Linked DNA regions of Mus musculus: regions 1 and 2 are each linked to region 3. The links are chromatin loops, found by intact Hi-C in ENCODE. Cell type or tissue: heart. All regions are shown on one strand. Each heading gives the region's core, and the rest is flanking DNA. Links, peaks and the distances in the headings are about the cores only.

Evidence for each region. Peaks named below come from ENCODE experiments on the same cell type or tissue, not always from the same donor. Only the 100,000 strongest peaks of a DNase experiment are listed, where the experiment ranks them.
Region 1: a loop joins it to region 3, with 9 times the contacts of the local background. A loop is called at or near these places in 22 of 42 quality-filtered maps.
Region 2: a loop joins it to region 3, with 5 times the contacts of the local background. A loop is called at or near these places in 7 of 42 quality-filtered maps.

The regions. Positions count from the first base shown.
Region 1 is chr9:53,980,976-53,991,554 of GRCm38, forward strand. No RefSeq gene overlaps it. Among named protein-coding and RNA genes, the nearest start is that of Elmod1, 11 kb to the left of the region's middle. In heart, for the core only: CTCF peaks have their summits at 4,112 (motif pointing left) and 6,207 (motif pointing left); no DNase peak of the experiment used is centred there.
Region 2 is chr9:54,107,212-54,117,790 of GRCm38, forward strand. No RefSeq gene overlaps it. Among named protein-coding and RNA genes, the nearest start is that of Tnfaip8l3, 44 kb to the left of the region's middle. In heart, for the core only: a CTCF peak has its summit at 5,720; no DNase peak of the experiment used is centred there.
Region 3 is chr9:53,824,647-53,835,225 of GRCm38, forward strand. No RefSeq gene overlaps it. Among named protein-coding and RNA genes, the nearest start is that of Sln, 20 kb to the right of the region's middle. In heart, for the core only: a CTCF peak has its summit at 4,878 (motif pointing right); no DNase peak of the experiment used is centred there; H3K4me3 peaks cover 652 bases; H3K27ac peaks cover 482 bases; H3K27me3 peaks cover 1,003 bases.

The sequences.
Region 1 (10,579 bases), core at 1,322-9,321, 160 kb after region 3:
ACAGTTCAACTTCAGGCAAAAGAGAAAGCTGTGGACCATAGATTAGACAATGTTCTGATGGGAATCTCTTGCAGGGAATGTCTACAATCCTTCAGTATGTACAGGCATTTCCTACACACAATGGCAATACTCCAAAGCAGGTCAACTCTAGCTTCACATCTGCTGTGACAGTGTCCTCTGCTTCGGACAGCGCAGTTCCTTTAAAAGTCAGTGGCTTTGCATCTTACTTAAGTGTATTAATTACAACATGGAATAGCCTGGAGTGGTGTATTTTTGAAAGTCTGACCTTTCAGCTCTTAGAATCCCACATAAAAGCTGAGCTGAGAGTACCTTTTTTTTTTTTTCTTTTCTTTTCTTTTCTTTTTTTTTCTGTAGAAAGAGCATTTCTTCTATGAATATCTCTGAAGTATAGCATTGGGAGCTTAGCACCATTAACTTTTTTACTTCAATTCAACAAGCAGTTCTCAAGTGCCTGCTATAAATGAGACTTGTTTTCAGGGAAGATTTCTATTCAGTTCCTGAAACAGTTGGAGTTTAGGAATATATATATATATATATATATATATATATACCCCTTTTAATATCTCCCTTTTAATTTGATAAATCATTTCAGCCATGACTTCCTTGGAGCACATATAGAAAGGACAACAGATTGCAGAATCAGCAACACTTTATTTTTATCTACGATCATGATTATTATTTGTAGTGCTGGGATTGGGTCCAAGGCCTTGTACATACTAGGTAACTGCTCTACCAGTGAGCTAAATTTCCAGACCAATCAACAGTGTTTAGAGGCAGGGAATTAGCCAGTGAAGATACAGAGAGCTTCGGAGGCTTAAATGCCATCAGCTGGGACCTAATATACGTTGTTTGTTTGTTTGTTTGTTTGTATAACCTCTATCCTTTTATGGACCTGAAAATCATAGTTTATGTCTGAAGAGATGGCTCAATGGTTAAGTGGCTCCTCTAGAGGATTTGAGTTCAGTTTCCACCCACAGCAGGCAACTGACTGTAACCTCAGCACCCAGGGATTTGACACTATCCTTTGCCCTCTGTGGGTACCTACACACATGCATACACACAAACAAATATAAAAATAAACCTTAAAAATGTAAAGATTAGAAATGTGATTTATTTAAAGGGATAGAACTCAATTATACTTTCCTGTTCTCTGTTCCGCTTTTATCTCCCAATCAAAGCTTTGAGGGACATGAGTCTCGGACACGGGTCTCTCTAACAAGAAGGTAGACAACTATCTTAAAATTTAGAAGTTGGGGACAGCACCCAAGAGAAAACTAGATGTGGCAGCAGCAATGCCACCATGGGGCAGCACCCCATGTTCAGCACCCTGGGCAGTATCAGCCCACAGTCAAAGGAGGCAGTCCGGGAAAACAACCCAAAGGCTTGTGGTGCTGTTCTCATTCGAAGTGCAGAAGATTCACTAGGGAAACTGCTAGTCGCTCGGTCCTCCTGGAGCATCACTCACGGTCACATGGGATAGTCAAACAAGAATCCAAAGCATTTTCTTTTGTTGAGTTGAGAACTTGAGAAGAGCTGTCTATCCATACTATAGCTAGTTATGTGGAAAGAGCCGTCAAAACGGTGGATAGGGTATATTCCGGCTGAAGCAGGCTTTTGTTGAATGTGTAGAAAGGAAATGGAAAAGTTGGTCCAGCAGATCTGATTCAGAATTATCTGGATAAATGACTTCCAGATAAGCAGCCAGCACACTACCTGGTTCCCTCGAATTAGAGTCTGTAGGGTATGGACCCAGGCCTGAGTATTGTGAAAACTCCCCTAGGTGATCCTGATGCATGGAACTAATTAAGAAACACTTAGGATGGAAGCCCAGTTCTCTAAAAGTATCAATCCAGGCTCATCTGCTCCATATCCTAGTCCATATTGAAATGAAGTGGTAAAATGTCTATGCTGCTCCAGGTGGAACCCTCTAAGCAGAACTTCTCTGGATTGGCCTCATCGGGCTAGTACCTTCCTTTGCCCAGGTGAAGCCAGTTATGAGTTAGTGCAATGGTGAGAGTACTTAATAGGCACATCACAGAGAGAAGTCAGCATGTCAACTGTCCCCAAATGCTTGCCATCCAGTAGCACTAATGCACATTAGGCTGTGGTAGGCATGGTAAGGCTATAAGGGACTGAGGCAGTTTATTTATGAGGGAACATAATGTAGCTGGCAGAGATAAGGGAAGAGCCTTACAGACTTAAAGTGAAGCATTTAAAGAATTGCATCTAGCATTTATAGAGTCTTACTTTATGGCCAGCCTTATTCAAAACATTATAGAGATATTATCTAGTTTATCCTCATAACAGCCCTAAAGGTAAGTATATTATTATTCCCATTTTACATATAGATGAGGAACAGAAGCAGAGAGAGATCAAGACTGCCAATCTAGTAATGACGGAAGAGGCCAGATTCCAGGTTGTCTGATGGAAAGTCTACACATGGGAGTGCACACACACATAAGTATATATAAATGCAAACGCATTCATACGTCCCTATGACCATGCATATACACAAATCCAGCACACATAAACATAGTTAAGCACATATGACTATACACACATATATATGAACACATACATGCACATATGAATGCACACATGTACCTATGCACACACACATGGCCATGCACATATGAAATCACATTTGCACCTTGTGGTGGTTTGAATAGGATTGGTTGCCATAGATTCATGTGTTTGAATGCTTAGCCCATAAAGAGAGGCCCTGTTAGGAAGTGAGGGCTTGTTGGAAGAAGTGTGCCACTGTGGAGGCGAGCTTTGAGATCTCATCTGCTCAAGCTAGGCCTAGTGTGGTAGTCTTCTTCAGCTGGCTGTGGATCAAGATGTAGAACTTTCAATTCCTTCTCTAGCACCACATCAGCCAGGATTCTTCTCTCCATGGTGATAACAGACTAAACCTCTGGAACTGCAAGCCAGCCCCAATTTTTTTTTATAAGAGTTGCCATAGTCATGGTGTCTCTTCACACGAATAAAACTCTAAGATACCTGAACATATAAACACACAGGCACATTTATGTATGAATACACACATCACATATGTACACACACATAAATGTAAACCTCTATACAAACACATGAATTCATAAGCACAGACATACACATGCATATATGAATACACAATGCACATATGAACACACATATCCATATGCACACATGAACACAATACACATATACACATGTACATGCACATAAAACACACACATGAGCATATGAAAACAAATATACATATGAAACTATGAAGATAGGAATAAATATATGATTATAAATACATATATAAGAATGTACACATGCACATATAAATGCACACATACAACTATATATGCATAAATTGCCATATAAACACATACCTATATACATATGAACACAAACATTCACATGCATATATTAACACATATATATGCAGGTATGATACATATGCACATATGAATAGATATGCAATATGGCCATGCACACAACCACATATAAATACTGATATACACATACATGTACATATAAATGCACATTTATATAAGCACACATGCATGCACACATAAACATGCACATGTGTGTACATACCCATTCACATCTGAACTTTCTTAGAAAATTAATGTGTGTGTGTGTTTTAAGAGATACAGAGACAGACAGACAAAAAGAGAATAAGACAGGCGGAGATAGACAGAGACTTTAGAGGCCAGAAGAATGTATTGGATCCAGTTGAGCTGAAGTCACAGACGGTAAAGAATCAACTAACACAGTTGGTCCTTTGACCTTTCCATGCTGTGACATACATGCTACCCAACTAAATAATCAGAAGTACCACATGTACGGTCCCCACTCCCAGCCACATACAGTAAAATTTAGAGAAACGCTGTTGGCTTTTGACACAAGTCAGAAGACTCACAGCGAGGGCCAGGCTGAGAAGAGAGGCTAGCAAGAGTGGGCCACGTTCTGTTTCTACAGAATTAAATCTGCATAGTCCCACTTCAGTTTAAGAGTTAAGAGTTTTAGCTGCACTTCCAGAGGATGTGAGCGCTTTCAGACCTGTAAGTGGCATCTGACAGTGGTCTGTAACTGCAGTTCTAGAGGATCCAGTGCCGCCTTCTGGCCTCCGAGGGAACTGCAAACATGTACACAGACCATGCATATAAAAGAAAATAATTAATCTTTAAAAAGGAGACCATCGTCTCTTGTTCTATCATCTTCTCAGCTGTACAGAGCTTTTTCCTTTTGTGACGCCCCATCTGTAAAGCATCGACCTGGAGCACTGGGCGGTTGGACCCCTCGGCGACAGAAAATCTTTCCCCAAGCTTACACACTGTGGGTATTGCCTGTTTCCTTCAATCTCAGTGTCTCAATTTTCACATTTATGTTTTGTCGTTTTTTTAAAATTAATCATTCCATTCATTTGCATCTCAAATGATATCCCACTTCCCGGTTACCCCTCCATCAACCCCTCATCCCACACCTGCCCTCTCCCCTCCCCTTTGCCTGTATGAGGCTGCTCTCCCACCCACCCACACTCCTCTGCCCCACCGCTCCAGCAACCCCTCTACGCTGGGGCACCAAACTTCCCCTGGAACCAAGGGCCTCACCTCCCACTGCTGTCAGGCAAGGCCTTCCTCTGCTACATATCTATCTGGAGCCACGGATCCCTCCAGGTACGCTCTTTGGTTGGTGGTCCAGACTCTGGGCGGACTGGGTGGTCAGCCAGCCTATGTTGTTCTTCCAGTGGGGTTGCAATCCCCCTTCGCTCCTCCAGTCCTTCTGCCAGCTCCCCCACCAGGTTCCCTGAGCTCAGTCTGATGGTTGGCTCCAAGCGTCCGCCTCTGCATTGGTCAGTTGCTGGCCCGACCTCCCAAGGAACACCACACTAGGTTCCTGTCAGCAAGCACCTCTTGACTGCAGCAACAGTGTTGGGTTTGGTGTCTGCAGACATGATGGATCCCCAGGTGGTGCAGTCCCTGGTTGGCCTTTCCTTCAGTCTCTGTTCCATTTTTTGTCCCTGTTCTTCTTTTGGACAGGAACATTTCTGGGTTAAACTTTGAGATGGGTGGGTGGCCCCATCCCTTGACCAAGGGCCATGACCATCTACTGGAGGTAGTCTCAACAGGTTCTATATCCCCCTTCATATATCCCCTGTGCATTTTAGCTAAAGTTATCCCTGTTGGGTCCTGGTAACCTCATGTTTCCTTGGTGTCTGGGACCCTCCAATAGGTATCCCCAGTTTCTCATTCCCCCTGTTACATATTTTTGTTCAATTTCCTGACCCTCTGTACCTCTCTTGCATCTCCTCCAGGTCCCCCTCTCCATTTAGAATTAGTTTTTTGCCTGGTGATTGATAGGAATCCAATTTCATTCCTCTACATGTGAGCATCCAGTTTCCCCAACATCTTTGTAGAAAATGTCTTGTTTTCAGTGTGTGTTGTAGATGGAATACTTACACATATTCCTGTTGGGGTCTTGGATATGACTCCGCTGGTCTCTGTATCTATTTTTGAGCCAGTAACACATTGTTTTAATGACTATAGTGCTGTACTATAACTTGAAGTTTGGAATGGTATTGAGATTGTTTTGACTGACTGAAGTCTTTTGTGATTCCATGAAAGTTTTAGATTAATTTTCCTTTCTTCTTTTCTATTTTGTAAAGAATGTGGTGGGGCTTTTGATTTGCACTGCACTGAAACGGATTATACCTTCAGATAGACACATCATGCTCAAGTTATTAACTCTACTGATCCAAGAGCAGGGTCTGCCTTTCCGTTTCCTATCCCCACCACCACCACCTCTTTTCCCTCTCTTTCTGTTTCTCCCCCTCCCCCTTTCCTTCTCTCCTGAAATTTAAAGTTTTCCTTGTAGAGGTCTTTCACCTCCTGCGCTAGGGCTTATTCATAAATATTTAAATTTCTTTCAGGTTATTGCGAAAGTGAGTGTATTCGCCATCTCTTCCTTATGTTTTGTTTTTTGTTGGTGCATAGTCAGGCTATGGACTCATGCAAGTTGATTCTATACACGGGCACCTTGCTGACATGGTGTTTTATTTCTAGTCTGACATGGTGTTTCATTTCTAGACGTTCTCTGGCAGAACATTGAGGGTCTCTTACAGATAGTATCATGTCGTCCACAAACAGGGGAGTTTGACTTCTTCCTTTCCTATTTGTGTCCCTTCACCTTCCTTCTCCTGTCCTAGTGCTCCCTCTAGTGCTCTGAGCACAGTCTTGAAAAGGATGGGATTAGCAGACAGCCCTGTTGTATTCCTGATTCCAGTGAGATTGCTTCAAGCTTTTCTCCATTTAGGCTGATGTTGGGCTTAGGTTTCTCATCTACAGCTTTTAATATGTAGGAAAATGACCCTAAGGTCCCTCTAGCCCTTCTATCACTGGGACATATAGGATTTCAGGGAAGCTTCCCCCCCTATATTTATGGAGATGATCAGATTGTTTTTTGTCTTTCAGATCATTTATGTGGTTCGCTGCATTTAGTGACCTGTGTGTGGTGAGCCAACTTTGCATCTCTGGGATAAAGCCAACTCAGTCATGGTGGATAATCTTTTTGATAGAAGTCTGTATTTGGTTTTCAAGTGAGCATTTTTTAATTCTATGATCATTAGGACACTCTGTCTCTTTGTCTCCCTGTCTCTGTCTCTCCATCCTTCCCTCTCCCCTTTCCTCCCTCCTCCCCTACTTTCTTCTCTCCTTCCTTTCCTCCCCTCCCTCCCTTCCCCTCCCTCCCTTCCTTCTTTCCTTTCTTCCTTCTTTCCTTTCTTCCTTCTTTCCTTTCTTCCTTCCCTCTATCTTTACCTGGTTTTAAATTGCCCAAAACTGGTTAATAAAAGATTTATAGAAGGAGTTTGAAAGCACTCCTTCCATTTCTGTATTTTTATTTCTTTCTTGACCTGTTCATTATGCATTATGTAATGAATGAGTTGTTTAATCTCCAGTTGTAGGGGACCTGATGTCCACTTAAGTCCTGTGAGGTCACCAGGCACTCATGTGATGCTCAGACATAAGTGCAGGCAAAACAACTATCTCCGAAAATTTAAAGATTAAAAAAAGGAGTGAATGACTATACCTCATGATTATTCTCAATTCAATGTTAGTATGATTATCATTATTTTAAAAAATTTTGTTGATTCTTTGTGAATTTCACATCATGCATCCCAATCCCACCCATCTCCCCGCCCCTCCGTAGCCAATCTCTGCCCTTGCAATCTCACCTACAAAGGAAACAAAAGAATTTAAAAAACTAAAAGAAATCATCTTGTTGAGGAAGCTGTGGTGTGTCACACAGTACACCCTTTTGCCCAAACAGCTTTACTTGCAAATATCTATCTATCTTAGTCAGGGTTTCTATTCCTGCACAAACATTATGACCAAGAAGCAAGCTGGGGAGGAAAGGGTTTATTCGACTTACACTTCCATACTGCTGTTCATCACCAAGGAAGTCAGGACTGGGACTCAAGTAGGTCAGGAAGCAGGAGCTGATGCAGAGGTCATGGAGGGATGTTCCTTACTGGCTTGCTTCCCCTGGCTTGCTCAGCCTGCTCTCTTATAAAACCCAAGACTCCCAGCCCAGAGATGGTCCCACCCACAAGGGGCCTTTCCCCCTTGATCACTAATTGAGAGCATGCCTTATAGTTGGATCTCATGGAGGCATTTCCCCAACTGAAGCTCCTTTCTCTGTGATAACTCCAGCTGTGTCAAGTTGACACAAAACTAGCCAGTACACCATCTTAATGAGCCTGGTTCTAGGCCTCTGGCTTCTGCTACACTATCAATACTGGGTCCTCACTGGGACTCCTCTCAGACGTCCTGTTGTTGCCCTGTGTCATGGAGATCCTGCAGCTTTGGATCTGTAGAACCAGCCCCTTCACATGCTCCAGCAGATCATGTTAGTGTGGACCAACTCAAAGATATAGATTTGTGTTTGGGTGGTAGCTGAGTTAGTTGGTCAGCCTGCCAGCTCTCCTGAGCTCATGTCACTAGGGCCAGATCTCCAGTACTGTCCCTGCAATGGTGGGGCCAGCTGTCCTGCTCTCAGACCTTTGGCCTGCTCTTCTGTGCCCACATTACCAGAGCTAGTTCTCTCATGCTGCTCCAGCAAGGGTGGGGATGCTCTCCTCAGTGCTTCAGCCACAGAGGGACAGGGTCAACTCAGTGCAGCCCTTGGACAACAAAATGGTCCGAGGCAGCAGTCCACACCAGGGACTTCCACATGGCCTTTGGTGGTAACATGGACCATGGACATCAACACAGACCCCTGCTTATGCAGGGCCACTGACCCAGACACGGTCCTCAGTAGCAGCGTGGACTGGGCCTCACATGCCCTCAGGTGGCAGCCCAGGCTGCTCACATCAGGCTATTCCTCACCATCCTCACTTTTCCAGTTCTGCCTCTCTTCACTGTGCACACACCACTCTGCTTCTCTTTCTCTCCCATCTCTCCACCATTTACTCGCTCATCATAATGGTTGACAGACCTCTGGGTGTCCCGCACCCTACCCATGCCACAGTGGTGGACAGGGGCATCAATTGTCATTGTTTCTAACAAGTAATTATTATAATCTGCTGCTAGGTTACTCGCTGGCTCCTGCTGTGTTGAGGTGAGGATGCATCTCAGTGGCGAGAACCTGCCTTTCCTTCTCTGACAGGGGTCAGAATCTGTGCTCTCTCCGTAGTGTATGCAGTGGTAGACGCACTTGCTCTCATTTTAGTGTATAGTGTGGTGGGTGCACTTGCTGTCATTCCTCTCTGACCCTTGCCTCTTCCAACTGCCCAGACTACAGGCATAACACAAAGACAAACGTTATAAATGGAGAGCCACTAGGAGCCCACTTTTTGGGGACAAGTGAGCCAACTGGAAGGGAGGATGTGTGACATCACACCAAAGTATATTTCTCCACCAAGCCACCAAAGTGCCTTATGTCCTCGGGAACAGGGTGTCCCCTTTTCATTTGTGGTGGCCATGAAAGAGTGATAACAACAGCTATGTCTTTTCCTTTTTATTTACTTACTTATTTATGTATTTGCTGTTTGTGCGTGTGTGCCTATGTTTGTCTGTCTGTGCTCTTCTTGACCAGTAAACTCTAGAAAGGTTTTCCTAAGATATCTCTCTCTCTCTCTCTCTCTCTCTCTCTCTCTCTCTCTCTCTCTCTCTCTCACATAACCCAGGTCCTGAAATTACTTACATTGTGCTATAGCTCTCTGTAACTGTGGCATAACAACTACATGGGTGCTGGTATACAGCATATATATATACTCAACAAATGAGTATGCTGGTATGCAGGTAAATGAGTAGGTGACACGTAGTTCTATTATCTCACACCTGAATGGGAAAACATTGGACACGGTGGCACCCGCCCATTGTACCTGAAACTGAGCGGTAGGTGCTGAAGGATCATCATCCATTTATAGCACCTTGACCTTGTAGCAGAGACATGATGTGCAGGGCCATGGCTGAGCAGGACTACTTAGACAAGCATAGCTCTCACCTTCCAGCCAACCTTTGTGTGTTGGAGTGTGGAGGGGAAGAGGGCCTCCATGCTGCCTTCCAGACTCATAGCTTTTTGGGGGAGAATCCTATGCTTAAGTTCATTTTGACTTATTCGCTTTTTTACTTCAGTTTTAAATCTGATGTAACTGGATTTTATCTGGAATTCAGCAAGCCCTACTGATTGTCCTGCCTCTGTTACCTTCAGGACACATTATGTCACCACCTGGCCCAGGTCTTCTTCCTGAGCATTGAGCAAGCCTTGAAAGAAAGTGGCCTCTCTTAAGTCTTTTAAGTTTATTATTATTACAACACATTGCCAATCACCAAGCATTATTATATATTTAACATTTACATTATTTCTGGGAGCTATTGAGGGGAGAGGAAAGAGGCCTAATAAGATCTCTTGGCCCTCTTCCCGGTGCGGTCATAAATCTCTCTGTTCTGCTTTTTACCATCCTCTTGGCCTCTTAGCTCCTCCCTTCCAAGATCTGCATGCAGTGATTCTTCCAGGTTTTCACTTACTCACTTATTTCTGTGTAATGCATTCGTTTCTACAAGAGAGGGTCCCTATCTACATTGAACCAGCCATCTGAAGCATCATTTGTAGTTATTACATACAACGGCCACTAGATGGCACAAGCTCCCTTTAGTATGGGATGGAGTGTGCTGGGCACTCGTCCTTTTTCTCTCCTCCCCTTGTCCCCTCCTGTTGATTCTTTGGATTCTCAGTTTTTCTTTACCCTTTATTCTTTCTGTGAATTTTAGACATGCCTGCTCCACAGAGAGTCTCCATCCCCAAAGACAATAGTGAGAAACTCTGAGCAACACAGTGTGTGCCTGATATTTCCCAATGTCACTGACCTTGAAGGAAAATGATTTTACTCTATTCTGACTGGTGGGTTTCTGTGGAGCACGAGAACCGTGCCTCAAGAGGAACTGGTGGAACTGGCGAGGTAGAGCATATTCAAACCCCCCAGAAATCTCAGAACTTGAGGCCAGCAGGAGTGGAACTGGCTTCCTCCAGGTTTCTCCGCCTGCCTTGGAGGTGTAACCAGGCAGCCCTCAACCACGTG
Region 2 (10,579 bases), core at 1,732-9,731, 280 kb after region 3:
CCCAGTTATTTAGCTTTCTTTAACAAATGGAGAATGAAAGCCATACAGTACAATAGCCTCTTTAAAATGTCAGATCTATCAGATGCCAGATCAATTTATTATAAGCATAGTCACCATCATTAGCATGCATATGCTACACAAAGACCTGTGTGGGCCCAAGCAAATCCTCTGGTGGTACACTTGGCAGAACCCATTAAGTCTGCACCACCTCCTGCTCTTCCAGGCCCCTTGTCTCATTGTAGTGCTCTGGCTGCCTGGCAGTGAAAGTGTGTTGAGGCAGGAGTTTGCCTTCCAGACTAGTTTGCTTCCTGCTTCCATTGTGAGGTAAATCCCTGATCTCATTCAACAAGCCTGAAGAGTGTTGTTCTCCTCCCACTGTCCCTTTTTGTTTCCCAAGCATTTCTACTTCTATCCACAAACTCTCTAAGTGCACACCCAGCTCTACAATCTCCTCTAACAGAAAAGAGTTGTTGGCATCCCCCCTATACTTTTTCAAAGTAGTTTACATGAAAACTATGAAGGAAAACCAGAAAAAAAAAACCCTCTGGGAGGAAAGCAGGAGACCACCCAGTGGCAACAGCTGCTATTTTGCCAACCTCCTTAAACAGCATTGCTAATCCACCAAAACCTAAGCCATGTTGGGCACTACCTGTAAGCTTATATTTTTAAAACCTACTTTAATAAGGGTTCTTAAATGCTTTAACTTCCTTCTAGTCCACCACGCATCACAGGTAGTGGAAAGGAAAGGTTTATAAGGCAAAAGGAGGATGGATGTGAACCTTTTTAGAAATAGTTTTTTTGGGAAGATTCCAACTTTGTTGTCAAGATATTCGCATTTCAGTTCACACAAATCAGCAACAGTAGCTCAATATGCTCACAAACACCATTCATGAATCAGCATCTACAATTTAATCCAGAAGAAACTGCAAGGCTCTACCAATCAGCCTGAGTCCATGGAAATGGTAAGAACCCACGGGAATATCATAAGAAATTCTTTGGTTCACATCTCTACAAAGTTACAACAAATAATGATTAGCAAAGAAGGCAAGTGAACAAATGCCACAGCTTCTTCAGTGAAGACCAGCGACAGCAGAGCCCAAGGAAGACCAGCAAGAGCGGCAAGGCAAACCAATGCCAAAGCATTGTCCACTGTCTGTTATACTTGTACCCTTTTCAAACTTCACATGTCCTCTCAAGCATCTGCTCTAGCAAAACATCACATGCCCTTTTTCTAGGCAGTTTCTAGAAAAACATCACATGTCTGTTCTCAGCAAGACATCCTCCTAAATGTCTGCTTCAGCAAAACATTCTCTCATAAGACAGTTTCCAGAAAAACATCACATGACACAACTGAGTCTCCAGGAGAACCAGAAATAAATTCCCACCCAAGGCTGCTTTTTTTGTTGTTGTTATTCTCTGTGAAGATATAAGATCTCACAAGTAATATACAGTTTTGCATTAGCATAGGTACGGGGTGTGCAAAGTGAACAATTCATTTAATGAAAATTCCTTGTTCTCTGAGCAGATGAAAGACATCTATCTTTCTTAAGGTACTTTGGATTGTAACCAAACTGCAATATAAATTTTTATTTATGCTGAAAGATCCTGAGAGAGAGTAAAAAATTATTTAAGCCCCTAGACCTGTGTCCAAAATAGACCTCACTAATAGCAGGGAGTAAAAATTTTTATGACCCATTGTTCCAGGATGTACTAACCAAAAAGTAGGCCCCATTGTTCCAGGAAATGTTTGTACAGAATACTCTAACCGTTCCTTAAACCTGTTATGAAAACTTGCTAGCTTGCCAAATGCTATAGCCCAATGCCAGGTGTTTGCAGTTTTTGCCTTTATAAACTCCTTACCCCTTGAGCTCGGGGTCAACTCTTCTACCCCTGTGTGGGATACGAGTCGTACCCAGTGCACTGATCTTTCCTGAATAAACCTCTTGCACTTTGCATCAAGACCGTTTCTTGTGAGTGATTTGGGGTGTCACCTCTCCTGAGTCAGAACATGGGGGAGTCCTCACGTTGTGGGTCTTTCAATGCCTCTTAAAAGAATGAGATGGTAAGTCTTGAGAACTTTGTAGCAAAAGAATTATTGGTTATGTAAGCTGAAGTTTTGACTGAAGACATTTTCATTTCTCAGCTAGTTTCAGAGCTGTTCCCATATGAAGGAATCAGCAAATCATATTACTTCTTCTATTCGGTTTTTTTTATTTCTTCCTTCCTGTCTGTAGCAGAAATCATTAGGAGCTTTCCCTTTGTCATATCTGATTTCTAGGAATCCATAGTCTCTCCTTTCCTGTGGAAATATAGACAAAACCTCTTTCCCAGCATAACACATTCCTGTTCCATTCTGAGGTCAGAACATCTTGAAAATAAACAGGTTGGTTTAGTTCAGCATTTTTTTTTCATAAACGAATGTCTTTCAGCAGCTGTAGTTTGTTGTTGTTATTGTTGTTTTTCATTAGTGTTGTAATAATTATCTCTCTGGTAGTGTGGTTTCATGCTACCTACCCCAAAGTTCTAGGTTCCCGAATAAAAGACATGCACACAGTCTTTACATTTTGATATGCCTTAACCAGTTCAATAGCTGGGCCACTTCCTAACCTCCATGTGGTTAATCAACTTCCTTCTGATAATCCCAAGTTATTACTTACCAAATTCTCTATTCTACCTTGGCTGTCCTGAATCCAGAGGGCTGTCCAGCTGGGCTGCACTCTCCAGGCTAATTCACATGTTGCCTATGCCTCTCTGTCCTCCACTCTTCTCAGGTATGGCTTCTCTACTCTCCTTCTCCTGGCATGGCGAATCTCCTTCTTCCTCCTTCCTCTCTGTCCCAAGCCCAGAAATCCCAAAAGTCCTTATTCTGTCTTCTCTGCCCAGCAATTGGCTGCTGGCATCTTTATTTACCAGTCAGAACCAACTGGAGGCAGGGTCCCTCAGTGTCTTATATACATTCATGTAAGCAGTTTGGGGGACCAAAATTAACATTAATATAAGCAACATTAGGTCAAACCCACTATACATTAGCATTAAAAAGATCAAAATGAATAAAGCATTATGTAAGACTCTGAGAGTCTTTGTTATACCTATTTCTTAAGCATTTTTTGAAGTACAAATAGATATTTCCACAATTGCTTGCCCTGTAGGATTGTGTGGTATGCCCATAATATGTTTTATGTTATAATCTGTACAAAGATTGCTTCATTTTATTAGAGACATATGCTGGATTATTGTTAGTCTTAATTTGTACAGGTATCCCCATAATGACCACAACTTCTAATAAATACATAATTACAGAATCAGCCTTTTCAGAAGTTAAAGGAGTTGCCCATTGAAGTCCTGAACATGTATCTATAGTATGGTGCACATACTTACATTTCCAAACTCTGTTAAAAAAAAATCCACTTGCTAAATTTCATTTCTTTGGGTTGTTTCTTGCAGGTAATAGAGTTTGGTTATATAAAGAACATTTAGGACCTATTTTTAACAATTTCTTTGGCTTGCTGCCAAGTGATAGAAAATTCTTACTTTAAACCTTTGCTGTTAACATGTTTTTATGAAATTCTGGCACCTCAAGCACACTCCTTATCAAGGCTGATAAATGTCATCATTATCTTGTGTTAGAATATCTGGCAGACACATATGGGATCTGATATGGATTATTTACAATGGATTATTTATTCCTCTTTCTAATCATTTTTTTGTAGTTGAATAATCAATGAAGTCAATTCTGAATCATTCATCCTGAATAAGTCCAACAGTTTCTATACCAAAACAACCCTTTCTGCATATTGAGAGTCAGTTACCATGTAGGAGATTCTTGAAAATCTAGTTAACACCATAAGAATTGCATATAATTCTGATTTTTGAACTGACTCATAAGGACTGTCAACTACCTTATTATTTTTAACTCATATTCTGCCTTATCAGATTTATTTGTGTCACTATAAAGTGTAGGAGCTCCGTAAAATGGTGTCCCTTTTATTATATGAGAAATAATCCAATTATTTTTGTGTAAGAATATTTTTGCTGTTTGGTATTGGGACCAGTGAGAGGCCCCTCAGCGTGTTTTTAATAAGGGGTTACCCCATTTGTCTGTTGTTGACCCACATTCTTTAGTTCAGTGTTGGCCTTTGCCACATCTTTTGCATATACTAAAAGGCACAAGCTCTCTTTTGGAATCAGTTTGGTTTTCTCTGTCATTTTTTAAAAATTACTTTGTTCATCACAATTAAGACATTTGTGAGTTTGCCTTTTCTCACAACTGTTAGAAATGGCTTCTTCTATTCGGGTTATCTCAGGTAATCAATAAAATCTGATTATCAACTGTATTCCTAATCCATTCATCAATAGGTGGTGATCACGCTCTCAGCAGTCTGATCACCTCTTTGAGGAAAGATTCGATTAGTTCCTTCCTAACGAGTAGAACTGATATCTTTCTATCTTTAGCTGAAGTTAATCTTTGAAAAAAGTCAGTGAATATTTCTTTTGGAACTGGTATAACCTGAATGAATGGTTTGAGTCTTTTTCCTGTCTCTTCAACCTTGTCCCAGGCATTTAAGGCGGGTATGTGACATAATGCCAAGGTTTCTTCATCATATGTGGCTTGTATGTCTATCTCAGCATATTGACCTTCACCTAGCAGCTGATCTTAATGTCTCTGGCTTTATTTCTCTGTGCTGTCTCCATAGCCTCTTCAGTCTACCATGAAAGCCATTGTAACTGTAGCCCAGGTTCTAATATTGCTCTTCTCCCATCATTCCGAAAGTCTTGGGGGATTGTTCTATTTTTGATTGCCCAAGAAGTCAAGATTTGTTTTATGATTGGTGAATGCATTCAAAATTTAGTAACACTTTTGTTAACCTTTCTCAAATCCAACACATCCACAGGGTGTCATTTGTATCCCTCATAAACCTGTGTGTGTTCTGCGTCTGCTGGTCCTTGTTGTGTACTAACCAGATGAGTGGAAGGTTGTTTTCTAACAACTTTTGGTTGACTTTATGTTTATCTTCTGTCTCTACATGAATATTTTTCTTAGCTTTAATTAATTAATGTTTTGAACTTCTCTTTTAAGGTCTTTGTCCATATTCTTTATGTCACTTGTTTTTGTATGTCTGCCATCTTAGCATTCTGTTCAATCTGATTTGTAAGTTCTTGTATCTTCTGCTCTAATGTCTCCTCTAAATTTTCTCTCCATGCCTCATTTTTCTTCCACTTCTTCAATCTGATCTATAAATTTTTGAACATTTTGTTCCAAACCTTACTTCTATGTTTTATTTTTCTGTGTTTTGTATCTCTAATATCTTTGTATCTTATATCTGTATCTTATTCTGATTTATTTATTTTAGTAAGGTCTCCTGTAATGTTTGCCTCCAAATTTCACCCATTTCTTTTCCTGCCTCTCTAAGTAGTCTCCATATTCTGACTTATAAATTTTTATTCTATCCTATAATGTTTGACACGATAAACTAAAATGCTTATTAAGGTAAGAATGAAATTTAATAATATAATAAATGTAACCAGCAATGTGTCATTTTCCTCTGTTTTCTATCCCCTTTCAACCATTTAAAATAGTATTACATAAAATCCAAAAAGTCTTTATTCTGTTTGTCATCTTTATGTGTCTATTTCTCTCCAAAATTATTTAACCTCAAACCCCTTTTATTTGATCAGTTTTCTGTGCTTCAATTTGTTTTGTGTTCTTTGTCTCCCTCTGATGTTCAGCTCAGGACACTGCAGCAGTTGGTCTTGTTTTAGCTATCCTGTTTTGTTTTTGTTTTTTGTTTGTTTGTTTTGTTTTTCTGTATAAAGTTGAGAATTGTTCTTTCAAGAGCTGTAAAGAATTGACACTGTTGGTCTTCAAATGCTGTTGCCATTCCCTTCAGCTCTCAGAAACTAAGCCACCAACCAAAGAACATACACAGGCTGGTCTGAGACCCCTGGCACATATATAGCAGAGGACTGCCTTGTCTGGCCTCACTGGGAGAGGACTAGCCTAATCCTGTAGGGACTTGATGCCCCAGAGAAGGGGGATACCTGATGAGGAGGAAGAAGTACTCTCTCAGAAGTCAGTGGGAGGGAGAATGGGTAAGGAACTCTGGAAGGGGGATTAGGGGGAAACATTTGGGAAGCAAATAAATAAAATAATTAATTTTAAAAATTAATTTAAAAAAACAAAAAGAAAATATCTGTAAAGAATTATGTTGGAACTTTGATAGGGATTGCATTGAATCTGTAGATTGCTTTTGGTAAGATGCTCATTTTCACCATGTCAGTCCTCCTGATCCATGAGCATGGGATAGCTTTCCATCTTCTAAATGGAAAGAATTATACCATCTAGAATTGGTGTAATTCTAGATAGCTAGAATTACACCAAGATATCTTGTACCATTTGTGCCTATTGTGAGGGATTTTGTCTCCCTAACTTCTTTCTCAGCTCCTTTATCACTTCCATAAAGTAAGGCTCCTGATTTCTTTGAGTTAATTTTGTATCCAGCCATTTTGTTGAAGGTGTGTAGGAATTCTCTAATAGAAATTTTAGGGTCACTTGTGTATCATATCATATCATTTGTGAATAGCAATATTTTGAACTTTGTGTCCCTTTGATCTCCTTTAGTTGTCTTATTGCTCTAATAGAACTTCAAGTACTAGACTGAAGAAATAGGGAGAGAGTAGACAGACTTGTCTCGTCTCTGACTTTAGTGGACTTGTTTTGAGTTTCTCTCCATTTAATTTGATGTGGGCTATTGCCTTGCTGTATGTTGCCTTTATTGTGTATGTTGTATCCCTGATCTCTTCAAGGCTTTTAACAAGAAGGAGTATTCGATTTTGTCAAAAGCCTTTTCAGCATCTAGTGAGATGATTATGTGGGTTTTTCCCCCCTATGGTGGATTAAGTTGATGGATTTTTGTCTATCGAACCACCACTGCATCCCTAAAATGAACCCTATTTGATCATGGTGGATGATGGCTTTGACATGTTCTTGGATTTAGTTTGTGAGTATTTTATTGAGTATTTTGCATCAATGGTCATAAGGGAAATTTGAATGAAATTCTCTTTTTTGGTTGAGTCTTTGTGGGCTTTAGGTATCAGGGTTTCTGTAACCTCATGAGTTTGGCAATGTTCCATCTGTTTCTATTTAGTGAAATAGCTTGAGAACTATTGATATTAACTCCTCTTAGGAAGTTTTGAATGTCTGGTAGAATTCTGCACTAAAACCATCTGTCCCAGGGCCTCTTTTTTTTTTCACTTTTAATGATTGCTTGTAATTCCTTAGGGGTTATAGCATTATTCAGATAGTTTAGCTAATCTTGATTTAACTTGGGTAGTTGGTTTCTGTCTAGAAAATCATCTATTTCACTTAGAATTTATTCAAATTTATAGAATTCCATCTTTTCCAATTTTGTGGAGCACAGGCTTTTGAAGTAAGGCTAATGATTCTTTTAATTTCCTCAGTGTCCATTGTTATGTCTTCCTTTTTATATCTGATTTTGTTAATTCGTATACAGTCTCTTTGTCTTTTAGTAAAGTTGTCTAAGAGTTTGTCTATCTTGTTGATTTTCTCAAAGAATCAGCTCTTGGTTCCGTTGATTCATTGTATTGTATTGTTCTCCTTGTTTCTCATTGATTGATTTCAGTCCTGAGTTTGATTATTTCCTGCTGTCTATTCCTCTTGGATGTGTTTGCTTCTCTTCTCTTCTCTTCTCTTCTCTTCTCTTCTCTTCTCTTCTCTTCTCTTCTCTTCTCTTCTCTTCTCTTCTCTCCTCTCCTCTCCTCTCCTCTCCTCTCCTCTCCTCTCCTCTCCTCTCCTCTCCTCTCCTCTCCTCTCCTCTCCTCTCCTCTCCTCTCCTCTCCTCTCCTTTCCTTTTCTTTTCTTCTCCTTTCTAGAGCTTTCAGATCTACTTTTAATTTTTTAGAATGAGAACTCTCCAATTTCTTTTCTTTCTTATTTGTTTGTTTGTTTGTTTGTTTGTTTTGAGACAGGGTTTCTCTGTATAGCCCTGGCTGTCCTGGAACTCATTTTGTAGACCAGGCTGGCCTCGAACTCAGATATCCACCTGCTTCCCAAGTGCTGGGATTAAAGGTGTGCACCACCACTGACTCCAATTTCTTTATGAAGGCAATTAGTACTGTGAACTTTCCTCTTAGCACTGATTTCATAGTGTCCAGTAAGTTAGGGTATATCGTGCTTTTAATTTTCACTGAATTCCAGAAAGCCTTTAATTTCATTTTTATTTCTTCCCTGACCCAGTGATCACTGAGTAGAGAGTTGTTCAATTACGATGAGAATGTTCTTTCAAGAGCTGTAAAGAATTGACACTGTTGGTCTTCAAATGCTGTTGCCATTCCCTTCAGCTCTCAGAAACTAAGCCAGTTGTTTGTTGTGTTGGTTGTTGTTGAAGTCCAGCTTTAATTCATGGTGATCTGATAAGATGCAAAGGGTTATTTAGATTTTCTTGTATCTGTTGAAGCTTGTTTTGTGGTAAATTTTGGAGAAGGCCACATGAGGTGCTGGGAAGAAGGTTTATTCTTTTGTGTTTGGGAGAAATATTCCAAAGATAGCTGCTAGTTCCATTTGAATCATAACCTCTATTAGTTTCATTATTTTTCTGTTTAGTTTCTGTCTTGATGCCCTGTCCATGGGGAGAGCAGGATGTTGCAGTCTCCCACTATTAATGTGTAGGGTGGGGTTCAATGTGTGACTTAAGTTTAATAATGTTTCTTTTATGGTGTTGGTGCCCTTGCATTTACAGCATAGATGTTCAGAATTGAGATGTCCTCTTGGGGGATTTTTCCTTTGATGGGTATTACATGTCCTTCCCATTTATTTTGTTTACTTTTGGTTGAAAGTCTATTTTATTTTATATTACAGTTGTTACTCCAGCTTGTTTCTTAAGTTACTTTCTGTAATTTTAAAAAATATTTTTATTATGTATTTTCCTCAATTACATTTCCAATGCTATCCCAAAAGTCCCCCCACCCCCCACCCCCACTTCCCTACCCACCCATTCCCATTTTTTGGCCCTGGCATTCCCCTGTACTGGGGCATATAAAGTTTGCAAGTCCAATGGGCCTCTCTTTCCAGTGATGGCCTACTAGGCCATCTTTTGATACATATGCAGCTAGAGTCAAGAGCTCTGGGGTACTGGTTAGTTCATAATGTTGTATCTACAGGTTTGCAGATCTCTTTAGCTCCTTGGATACTTTCTCTAGCTCCTCCATTGGGGGCCCTGACTTTCTGTAATTTTAATGTTGGTGGTGGAAGTGTGTGTTTGCATGTCTGTGTGTGTGTGTGTGTGTGTGTTTTCTCTTCTATTGATTTTAATAACATGAAATTATTTATTTCTTGTTTTTTCTTGAGTGTAGTTATCCTCACTGGATTGTATTTTATTTGTTTTCTAGTATCCTCTGTAGGGCTGGGTTAGTGGAAATATATTATTAAAATTTGTCTTTGTCATGGAATATTTTTGATTTTTCCATTTACAGTGATTGAAGGTTTTGCAGGGTATAGTAGTCTGGTCTGACATCTGTGGTCTTTGGGGGTTTGCAAGACCTCTGACCAGACCCTTAGAGTCTTAGCTTTTAGAATCTCAGTTGAGAAATTGGATATAATTCTGATAGTTCTACCTTTATATGTTACTTGTCCTTTTTCCCTTGCAGCTTTTGATATTCTTTCTTTGCTCTGTACACTTAATTTTTTTATTATTATGTGGTGGGAGGGTTTTCTTTTCTGGTCCAATCTATTTGATGTTCTGTATGTCTCTTGTACTTTTATAGGCATCTCTTTCTTTAGGTTAGGGAAATTTTCTTCTATGAGATTATTCTTAGGTTTAGTCTTTTCATTGTGTCCCAAATTTCCTGGATGTTTTGTGTCATGAACTTTTTAGATTTTGCATTTTCTTTGACTGAGTGCTGATTTTTTCTATCATATATTCTATGCCTGAGATTTTTTCTTCCATCTCTTATATTCTGCTGGTGGTGCTTATGTTTGTAGTCCTGTTCTCTTCCCTAGATCTTCCACCTCCAGGATTCCCTCAGTTAATGTTTTCTTTATTGCTTCTATTTCCATTTTCAGGTCTTGTACAGTTTTATTCATATCCTTTGCCTGTTTGATTGTATTTTCCTGTATTTCTTTATATTTGTTTGCTTCATCTTTTAATGCCTCTACCTGTTTGAATATATTTTCTGGTATTTCTTTAAGAGATTTATTCATTTTCTTGTTAAAGGCCTCTATCATCTAAAACTGGATTTAAGATTATCTTTTTGTGCTTCAATTTCATTAGTATATCCAGGGTTTGCTGAAGCAGGATAGTGGGCTCTGGTGGTGCTATACTGCCCTAGGTCTTGTTGATTTTGTTCTTCTGCTGGTCTTTAGACATCTGGTTTTCCCTGGTGTTGGTTGGGTGATCCTGATGGTAGCAGGACTTCTCAGGAAGGCAGGGGGAGCTGTGAGCCAGATGATGGAGGTCAGGGTAGTTGATTTCTCTGGCTCTACCTCAGGTAGACCCCACTGGAAAGGGGTTGGTGGGACAATGTTCCAAGCTGGCAATTCTTTCCTCCCCTGTCCCCTCAGGCC
Region 3 (10,579 bases), core at 1,778-9,777:
ACTGCCGGGGGAGTTGTGTGTGTATGGGGGGGGGGGGGTTGTCCTTATTTAGATACACAGATGTCTCATTAGAAAGAAGGGAATTTGAACTCGAGCGCTAAATTCACTGCATCTCAGTTAAATAGTGTCCACATACAACCGTTTGAGAGTGCTAGGCTTGGTAGGAGCTGAACCTGCTAAAGAATAATCTTAACCCCTAAGAACCTGAGAATCAAGCTCTGACTCTGAGACCTGGGAGACAGTTCGGAGTGGTAAAGGTCTTGCCATAAGTGTGAGTTTGGATCCCAGCAACCATGTAAAAGCTGGGTGAGAAGGATGGCCCACGTGTAACTCAGGGAAGCAGAGATGGAGACACGAACCTCACGACAAGCTGGCTAGCTAGCTGACGTGTCAGCTCCAGGCTCAGTGAGAGTCCCTGCTTCAGGGAATAAAGTAGACAGCAAAGGAGGAAGACACTGGATATCAACCTCTGGTTTATGCACACATGCGCCTGTGCATTTGCCTCACATAAGCATACACGAATACATACATGCACCCCACACATACATATATATATACACAGAGCTCTGAGCTTTGGATTTCGGCTCTTCTCATGAACCTTGGTAGCTATTGAAAATGCCAGACCTAATCACATATGTGCTACTGTATTAAAAATCCCGTGACTTTCTCCTGGAAAGATTTAAAATAAAGGAGTGAGCTGGAGTTCACAGACTGAATTCAGGTTTCCACTAGAGCTCTCTTCTGGTTCTCTGGCCCCCTCGAGTGCAAAGTCCAGTCTAAAGACTACGCAATCCTGACTCTGCCCCCTGCTGGTAAATGTGGGGTAAGACAACTTGTCCCAGTCAATTCCGTGGCAAGCGAGGAATAAGTAAATACCCAGGAAGAGCAGAGCGCTGCAAGGCTCTGCCCCTTTGGGGATATTTGGAGCTACTGCGCCCTGAGTGCGGCAGCCCGGCCTCCTGTTTTGGCATCACATCCCTTCCACACACCTCGGTTATCTCAAGTCTCACAGTCTTGTCACCTCCCTTGTTATCTTGAGATTACCAGTTATTTTGGTGTCAACAGCAGAGGAGAGGATCCAAAAATAAAGGAAGCCCAGAGTATTAAATATAAACCACTCCTTAAAACAGGGGCATGTTTCTATAGCATCTACTAACGAATTAGTCCAGAATTCATGGACTTCATGCGTAAAGAGTTCTCCATAGGGGCACCCATCTTCCCCTGAACCTTTGCAAACTCCAGAGGGTTTTTTGTCATATCTCTGCACCTCCGGCTTGGCAAGTCACTCCCCAGGATGCCATATCACCATGGAAAAGCCTTCCACAGAGGACAACGCCGTTGCTTTCTGGGTTGAGATTGCGCAGCTATAGATCTGCTTAGGTTTCCTCCAGTCTTTTGCCAGAGAAGGAACGATCTAACCCCGCTGAAGTTTGCCAGGGCATTTTGTAGACCCTAATATTTAGTGAACCGTTGACTAAGCCCCAGGGTCTTGTTATGTAGCCCAGGCTGGCCCTGATCTTGTGAGCCTCCTACTTCATCCTCTGGAATTCTAGTTGTACACCACCTTTAAAGTTGTGCAGCTTAACCTTTTATTTTATGTATAATTTAGACCTTTTTTTTTTTTTTTTTTTAAGGTGTCCGCTAGACTCTGACAGCAAGGGGTGATTTGAGGGTTCACTGCCCAGAATTACAAATGTCATTTGCTGTCCAGGGATTCTGTTTTTAGGAGTGCAGTCAATTATAAAATACTCAGCTCTCCAACAGAGAACGGTCCTCACTCCCCTCTGTGCCAAGCTCGCCAGTCTGCCCTAGGATGCAACCTTACTGAGCGTTATAAAGACAACACACAGGTTCAGAAGAGATCTCTCCAAGGGGCGCAAGTCTGTCCATATCCACATCAAGATCTGGTGTGGAGATCATTGTTAATGACTTTAAGCTAACTTATCCCAAAGGGATACGTTTATTTAGGGCAGCTGCCTGGTGCCTTCCTTATTAAAAAAAGAAAAGGAAAATTCTGCAAATTTCTTAAATATTAAGGTAATATTTCCACATTATCGGACTAACTTACACTTAAGAACAAACTACCAAGTTTGAAAAATATAGTAGTTTCTCTTTAAAAGCATTATGACAGGAATTTCTCCTCTGGTAAAAATGAATAATTATTTGTGCTTTATTGCCATAGAAATAATATTTCCTGCCAAGGGTGGTTTAACTTCAATTTTTGGATCAATGGAATTATTAGTGTTTTTTTTTTGCATCTATCTATCTATCTATCTATCTATCTATCTATCTATCTATCTATCTATCTATCTACCTACCTATCTTTACGATATGAGAGACATTCTGTTGCATTGTCTTCCAGTTTCATGTGAGTTTTATGTGTTCTGTCTTTCAGCACAACCAATTTCTGCCCCGTACTAATTGTCCAGACTGCAGTAAGGACTTTGTAATTGATGGAAAGGTTTCTCTAGCCAATTCTTTCCATTACTTGAGGAATTGGCTGGGGATGAAGCCCAGGGGTAGAACACTCACTCACCTAGCATACACAAAACTTTGGGCTTGGTTCCCAGAACAACAACAACAACAACAACAACAACAACACACACACACACACACACACCTTTATATTCATTTCCTTAGTGTCAAAGATTCCTCTTCAGTGACTCCCACACTTTGTTTCCTCAGAAGTAGCTTATTTCTCCTCCTCCTCCTCCTCCTCCTCCTCCTCCTCCTCCTCCTCCTCCTCCTCCTCCTTCTTTTTAGATTTATTTATTTATTGTATGTAAGTACACTGTAGTTGTCTTCAGGCACTCCCGAAGAGGGAGTCAGATCTCATTACGAATGGTTGTGAGCCACCATGTGGTTGCTGGGGTTTGAACTCAGGACCTTCAGAAGAGCAGTCAGTGCTTTTAACCACTGAGCAATCTCTCCAGCCCGTAGCTTACTTCTTATCTCTATTTTGATTACAAGTACCACCCTAAAAATAGGCACCTGGACTCTCCCTTCCCTTCCTAGTCACCACATTTTTCCCGGGACAGGGAAGTGAACCCTCTATCACATTTGCATATTACAAATGCATAATGTTTACTGAAGGCACAATGACACAGCACACGGCTACTCCCCTCCATCCGTATTGCACTCTTCCACTTCCTCACATTATGATAGGTCAGACTGTGCTTCAAAAATTTTGTTCGTGGAGGTGAGGATGTAGATCAGTGGTTGAACACTTGCTTAGCATGCACAAAGTTCCTTGTTTCTACCACTGCAAAGCTAAACCAAAGCAAGATTTTCTCATAAGCATCAGACCGCTGATAGCCATTACCTAATGCTGAGCTAAAGGTAGGACACAATTTCCCTGGGCCCATGCAGATGATGGTGGTTGCCGGTACATTGGCCTTTGATTAACAAGAAATGTTTAACCACAACAGCACCAAGTTAGAAGCAGCCCAAGTGTCCACCTACATGAAAATAGATAAATGAGACAGTTTTATAAATGGAATGTCATTCAGTAATAAAATGGAATACATTACTGATTCATATAGATTATAAATAAATCTCAAAAATCTCCCGCGTGAAAGATTCCCTAGTTCATTTACACACAGCTCTATGGGAATAGAAATCAGAGTCAGGGTTGAAATAGTTCTTGGGAAGGGATAGGGGAACTTTTCCTGGATAAGGAAGCAGGTTGTGTCTTTCCTGAGGTATTGGTTACATAGTTGCCCAGTGGCTTTCCCCCCTCTTCCTTCTGGGGGGGGGGGGGACGACACACATACTGGACCAGTGCTATTCCACTTGGCTGTACCCCAGGCATTGGGGGTTTCCCCTAACGCTATAGACTCCTTCAGTCTGAACCTGCATTCTCTTCATATGTCCTGTCCCTTTCAGCTTCTACCCAGCAGGACTTCCTCTGAGGCTTTCTGCAATTGTAAACCGGAGCAGAAGCTGGACCGAATGGGCCCTTACCTGGTCTGAGGGTGCACAGCATACAGTGTCGCGAGGTATGGGCTTTGATCTTCCCCTCAGAGGACTGGGAGTCCACACCAAAACAAAAGAGGAAATGTGCGTCTTCCCTTGCGGGAGGAGAACCTGGTGCTCTGAACCGCACCCTCCCTTCTAAACACTTCTTGCTGCCTTCTGGAAACAACCTGAAGCCAGGAGGTGCGATTCCTTAAAATTATCATTTTGAATAGGTAAAACTCCGGTGGAAAGGGCTCTGCTGGCTTTGGCTGGTTTTGAACAGGGAGAGGCCATGGAAGTCCAGTGAGAACAGTTTCCGACTTGCAATTGCCCAAACTGTGGGAAAATGAGGTTAGGCTGTCTTAAGCCACCAGGGTTAAGGTAGTGTTTTCCATTAGAAAATGAGAACACTATCTGTGGCCAGTGCACTCTTGCAAGTTGGGAGGTGAAGCAAGGAAATAATAAAATATCCCTAAATCCCACAACTAGAGATAATGATCACCAATTACTTGGTGACTGTTTCTTGGTATCTGTCCGTCTGTCTGTCTATATCTATCCACCCATCCATTCATCCGTCTATTTTTGGTATGAGGCCTTGGGGGTTCATGACATATTTGTTGAGAGCTCTACTGAACCATAGTCTCAGCTCTGTGCTAGGTATTTTGCTTGCTTCGCTTTTGTTTTATGCATGCACACATATGAAAAAGTTTGCACATATACACACACTCAACCCATGTGTTTGGATTCAAAAGTACATACTGCTTTGGAACTTATATTTTTTACTTTCCCCACTCAAAAATGCATTATAGACACCTCCCCCCGCCCCCCCCCCCCTTGGTCTTTCCTAGGGTTAAACAGCTTTCCCTTTAACAGTTAAGCTGAGGTTTGAGAAGTGAGGGCACTGAACACTTGGTGGCAGTATTGAGACAAAAATTTTGGAAAATAACCGAAAGCCTCCGGGGACTTTGTTCAGCTGAATCGTGGCATTACCTTGCTGATATTTAATAACCGGAGAAAGAACATGTGTATTATTAGGGCTGTATGTCTCCAGCGGCTCCCGGTTTCCCCAGATCAGGCTGTACCGTTCCCTCCCAAGACGGAGAGATTAGATAAGATTGTATTTATGTTTGCTTCCATATCCGGTAGTGAGACTGAATTTGTGCTCTTAGGAAGCTGCTTGCCATCTCCTTCGCCCTCTTCCCCTGATAGATATCACATCAGACACAGAGGAGCTGGGCTGACAATTTGATGCCTCACCACTCAGACAATTGGGTCTGAATCTTGCCCCTTGCGGGTTCCTGCACCTTGCTACCGGAAGGTCTGGAAGATTTGGCTCCCAGTGGCTCAGGAGCTCTGTGGGTGGTGCTTCCAGTAAGATCTGGAATCCCAGGGTCCTCTGGAAAGCCTCCTGGGAGGGTATACTCTACACAGCAACACTGGGTTCTGAGAGGCAGCTGGGTAAAGACCATCCTTCCTCAGGTTAGATTACATCACTCATTTTTATTGAAGGCATATCACCCCAACCTGCATTACCATACAGGACAAGAATGCCCTGGAATTTTAGTAACTGCAGGAAGAACACTTTTTAAAAAAATTTTTAAAGATTTATTTTTTATTTATATGAGCACACTGCAGCTGTCTTCAGAAACACATTAGAAGAATGTATCAGATCCCATTACAGATGGTTGTGAGCCACCATGTGGTTGCTGGGAATCAAACTCAGGACCTCTGGAAGAACAGTCAGTGCTCTTAACTGCTGAGCCATCTCTACAGCCCGGAAGAACTTTTTTTTTCTTTAATTAATTTGTATTTTTTAAAAGAGGTGCTATATTCCCTCAGACGAGGCTACAACCCCCCCCCCCCCATGTGCAAAGCTCGTGTTTGTGTAGTGCAGTATACAATGGAGAAGGCAAGAGATAAACCTGGCCCTTCATTTTAGCTGTTAACTGGCCTTGCATCTTGGTCAAACCCCACAGCCTTGGTGTAGAAGTATTTTCTATTCACCCGAAGTAATTGTCCTCTCAGAGGCTTGTTCTTTCAAATTCTGACTTGGTGAGACAGCTGGCTGGCTGGTCCACACTGGACCCTGAAATACAGCTTGCTTTGATTGGACAATAGTGGATTTGGTCTTTTCTCCTTGTGATTCTCAGGTTTAACAGTTAATTGTAAGAAACCACAGTGCCTGCTCCCACCCTACACTTAACACACAAGGGCTGGAATCCTCCCAGCATTAGAAACAAAAATAAACTTAGTAATTTATACTTCAAAAAAACAACTATGGTCGGGCAGTGGTGGCACACACCTTTAATCCCAGTACTTGGGTGGCAGAGGTAGGCAGATTTCTAAGTTCAAGGTCAGTCTGGTCTACAGAGTGAGTTCCAGGACAGCCAGGGCTACACAGAGAAACCCTGTCTCAGAAAACAAAAACAAAAACAAAACAACTATGGCGGGTGGAACCTCACGAGCTGTTAAGAAATATTTATTTGCTGGGCTTGGTGGTGCAGGCCTTTAGTCTCAGCACTTAGAAGGCAGAAGTAGGTAGATCTCTATGAGTTTGAAGTCAGATTGTCCTACAGAGTGAGTTCCAGGCCAGCCAGGGCTACAGAGAGGGACTCTATCTCACAGAACAAGCAGAAAGCAAAATTTTATGATTTAACCTGTATTTTTTCTTAACTCAACACTATGCCCCAGGAGTATTTCACAGCAAAATAAATGGATGTCTTTATGATTTTGTTTTATAGTGGTGTATCACCCCACTGTGTGGCTCCATCATGGTCTATTCAAATGCTCCCTCATGGTGCTTATGAGATGGTTTGGTGGGTAAAAGCACTCGCTGATGAGACTAACAACTTGAATTTGATACCAAGGACCCACGAACTAGGAGAAAACTGATTTCTGCCAGTTGTACCCTGACCACCACACAAGTACTACCCTGTACCCATACATTTTTCAAAACGTAACAAATGGCCCCTCAAAGATGGAAGTTTGGATTCCTAACAGTGAGTCAGGGCAGTGAATACCTCTGATGAGGACATCAGCATCAGGTAGGTCTTGCCTAGTGCTAGAACAGAAAGAGAATAAATGGCATAAAAAAGTAGATATAAGGACACCATGCTCAGTCTTTTCAGACCGAGCTTACCAATCAGGACAAGTTAAAATATCTGGCAAGATGTCTGGACTTAGGGTCACCTTCCAAGAACATACACCACTCTTTCCTCAGCCAGTAAGAGCAAACTTAAAAATATTACAGAAAATAATTTCCCATCAACAACAGCAATAACAATTGCATGAGAGGATTGGTAATTAATGCACGGTAGACGAAGAATACGTTGGAAGCTTGAATGAGGCGTTCGTGCAGGATGGACACCTTACAAGCAGTGTTGACGTGATAGATGTAAGGAATGGATCAACATTATACCGAAGGTGTAAACACGACACCATGAATTTCCAAAGATATATGTAGTGTTAGGAAATATGTTATATATGGTGACTTTGGGGGGAAAGGGGGAAAATGAGGAAGTTATAATGAGGGAGAAGTGTGTGTGGACTGATCATGGTAATGTGCTAAGAATTAAGATGATGCCTAACATAACTCTTCAACTAAATTAGAACAAAGCAAAACAAAGGCTCATTAACACATCTCTGCAAATCCACAGGGCCCAGGCTTGTTTTACACCCGGCAGGCAGAGGTTATATAAATGGATCATTAAAAGTCGCATGGCATGCTGAGAAGACCTTGGACAGCTTTCCCAGGCATGTAAGCACTTTGTTGAAATGAATTCAACAATTTGTAAAAGTCAGGCCTCCAGGCTGTAGCTGAAACATGGTGCCCAGGACATCTTGCCTCCTTCTGAGACCTGATCCTAGGAAACTCATGGTCTGCTCACACAGGAGGTGGTTAGCAAAAGAAGAGTTTTTCATTATCAGGTGGTGAATGTGGGAAGCCACTGGTGGTGACCTTAAGCCACAAAGGTTCAGAAAATACTCTGCCTGCTACAATATTCTAACCCTCCCTCCTCATGGTGGAATGGCAGTGTTTACACTGTGCATGCTTCCAAAGAGGGCTGGGTTCCAATGGGCTCACTCCATTTCTCTCAAATACTGAGCTCTGACACTGTAGTCACAACAAAGGTGTCCAGGGGAACAGTGTTCCTTTGACTCATCAAATGTTATTTATAGAAGGAATATGTAAAGTAGCCATCTTGTCCAGCCCTCTATTTGACACTTAGCAAGACTCCATTAATCATCTGAATATGATTGGATAACCTTTGTCTGAACACCCTATTATTCCAGCCTGAGGGGTAACCATTTTCCTTCATTAACACGTTCACCATTTCAATATTTATTTATTTATCCATTTATTTATTTTTGTTTTCATTATTATTTACTTTAGAGACAAAAAGTAAAATATTTTCAAGCATTTAGTCCACATCGCAGGATATCTGGTCATATTGTGATCCCTGAGATTGTATACTGGAAAATCTTGTCTCTAGTTGTGGTATAGCTTGGCCCTAGCACACACCTTTAATCCAAGAGCTCTCTGTTTATTGTAAGGATTATAGGATTAAGTAAAGTCAACCATAGTTCAAGAGGCAGAGAAAGCAACCAGTTGACGGAGAGTAAACATAGGAAATAACCATAAAGAGTAAGAGGAAGTCAGGATGGTGGATAGAGAGACCCACAGGAAGTCGAAGGAAGGGACATTCTGTTGAAGGGTTTTAAAGACAGTGTGGAGAAGGAGAACTGACTTTGTCCTTCTGGGACATCCATTGAGGTGGAAGGTCCGCTGGGTGCTTTCTCTGCTTCTCTGGGCTAACATGGTTTCACCCCAGCATCTGGCTTCCAAGTCTTCATTTGGTAAAATCAGAAGATTGGGATTTTGTTTTAAAAGCAAAAAATCCATATATATTTTTGGGGGTAGGGAGTAGGTTAAGAAAAAAGAGCCTTACAAATATGAAGTCCCTATGTTTCTCTTTCCTCACAATACCCATTATCATGAATTTATTTTGCATTTAGACCATGCTTTTTGTGTTTGCTTCAAATGAGTATTAACATCATGCATTAAAAAAAAATAGAGTCTTGCTATGTGGCTCTGGCTGGCTATTAACTCATAGTAATCCTCTTGTCTTTTCCTTTTGAGTGTTAGGATTACAGATATGTGCCGCCACACTAGGAAATAATTTTTTTTGTTGTTTTTGTTTTTTTCGAGACAGGGTTTCTCTGTATAGCCCTGGCTGTCCTGGAACTCACTTTGTAAACCAGGCTGGCCTCGAACTCAAAAATCCTCCTGCCTCTGCCTCTCAAGTGCTGGGATTAAAGGCGTGCGCCACCACGCCCGGCTCAGCTCTTGTGTTTTTTGTTTTGATGGCAAATAGTACTTTAGTGACTTTCCTGGCAGACTCGGCTTATGTATGTGTAAGTTCCTTTATGTGCATCTGCATTTGAGGGAGTGGAGTCCTTACCAGAACAGAGAGCACCTTTAGCTTTGCTAGATACTGTCTGATTGTTTCCCTCCCAAGTGAAGGTCTTGGTTGGCCCATCAATACTTCAACTGTTAGACTTGTAAATGTCTATAAATCTGGTAAGGTAAAAGGTTGTCTCATTGTTTTATTGTGAATATCAATTAACAGTGATCATTTTTCACGTTTCTTTGACCATTATAGTTTATCGTTTTGTGAGTTTCCTGCTTATATCTATTGTCTGGGTTTTTGTTGTTGTTTTGTTTTGTTTTTGGATTGGGTTTTTAATCTTCTTGTTGACTTTCTATTCCTTGAATACTGGACACACACACATAAACACACATCTACATCTATCTATCTATCTATCTATCTATCTATCTATCTATCTATCTATCTATCTATCATTATCTCTATCTATCTATCTATCTATCTATCTATCTATCTATCTATCTATCTATCAATCAATCAATCATTATCTATCTCTCTATATCTATCTATCTATCTATCTATCTATCTATCTATCTATCTATCTATCTATCTATCTATCTCTATCACATATCACATTACTATTTCTCCCAGTCTGTGGTTTATAAATCTATATTTTTCTTTAATAGTGTTTGAATCTATGGGCCTTATGCATCCTGGGCAAGCTCTACCACTGAGCTACCCCTCCATCCCTTTTTAAACTGTTTTATTTCATGACAAGGTCTTGCTAAATTACTTGTGTTGGCCTTGACTTCAGTCAAAGCTGAAACATTCTTCAACTTGAAATTCACCTGTCTCACACCATGTAAGGTTCTGGAATCACGAAGCTATGTCATCAAGCCCAGCTTACAGTTTGTCTTTTAGTTCTGTTTATAGATTTATATTTTATACCAGAAATCTATAAACAGTTTACACTTTTATACAGTTAAAATGAACATTTCTTTCTAAACATTTGTTACAAGACTGACCTATAACTTAGTATCAAATGAAGGCTAAGCAAACTACCATGATTCCAGCGTCCCCCAGGCTACTGGCAAATGAGTCACTCAGCACAAATGTTCTTGTAATTGGGCTTTGAGGAGAGAGCAGTGGTCAGCCCCTATCAGGTGTCAGAGTGCTCTCACTTTCTGGAAAGAGTCTTGGAAGAGGAGTCATCTCCTGCTGGCTCTGCTCCTGTT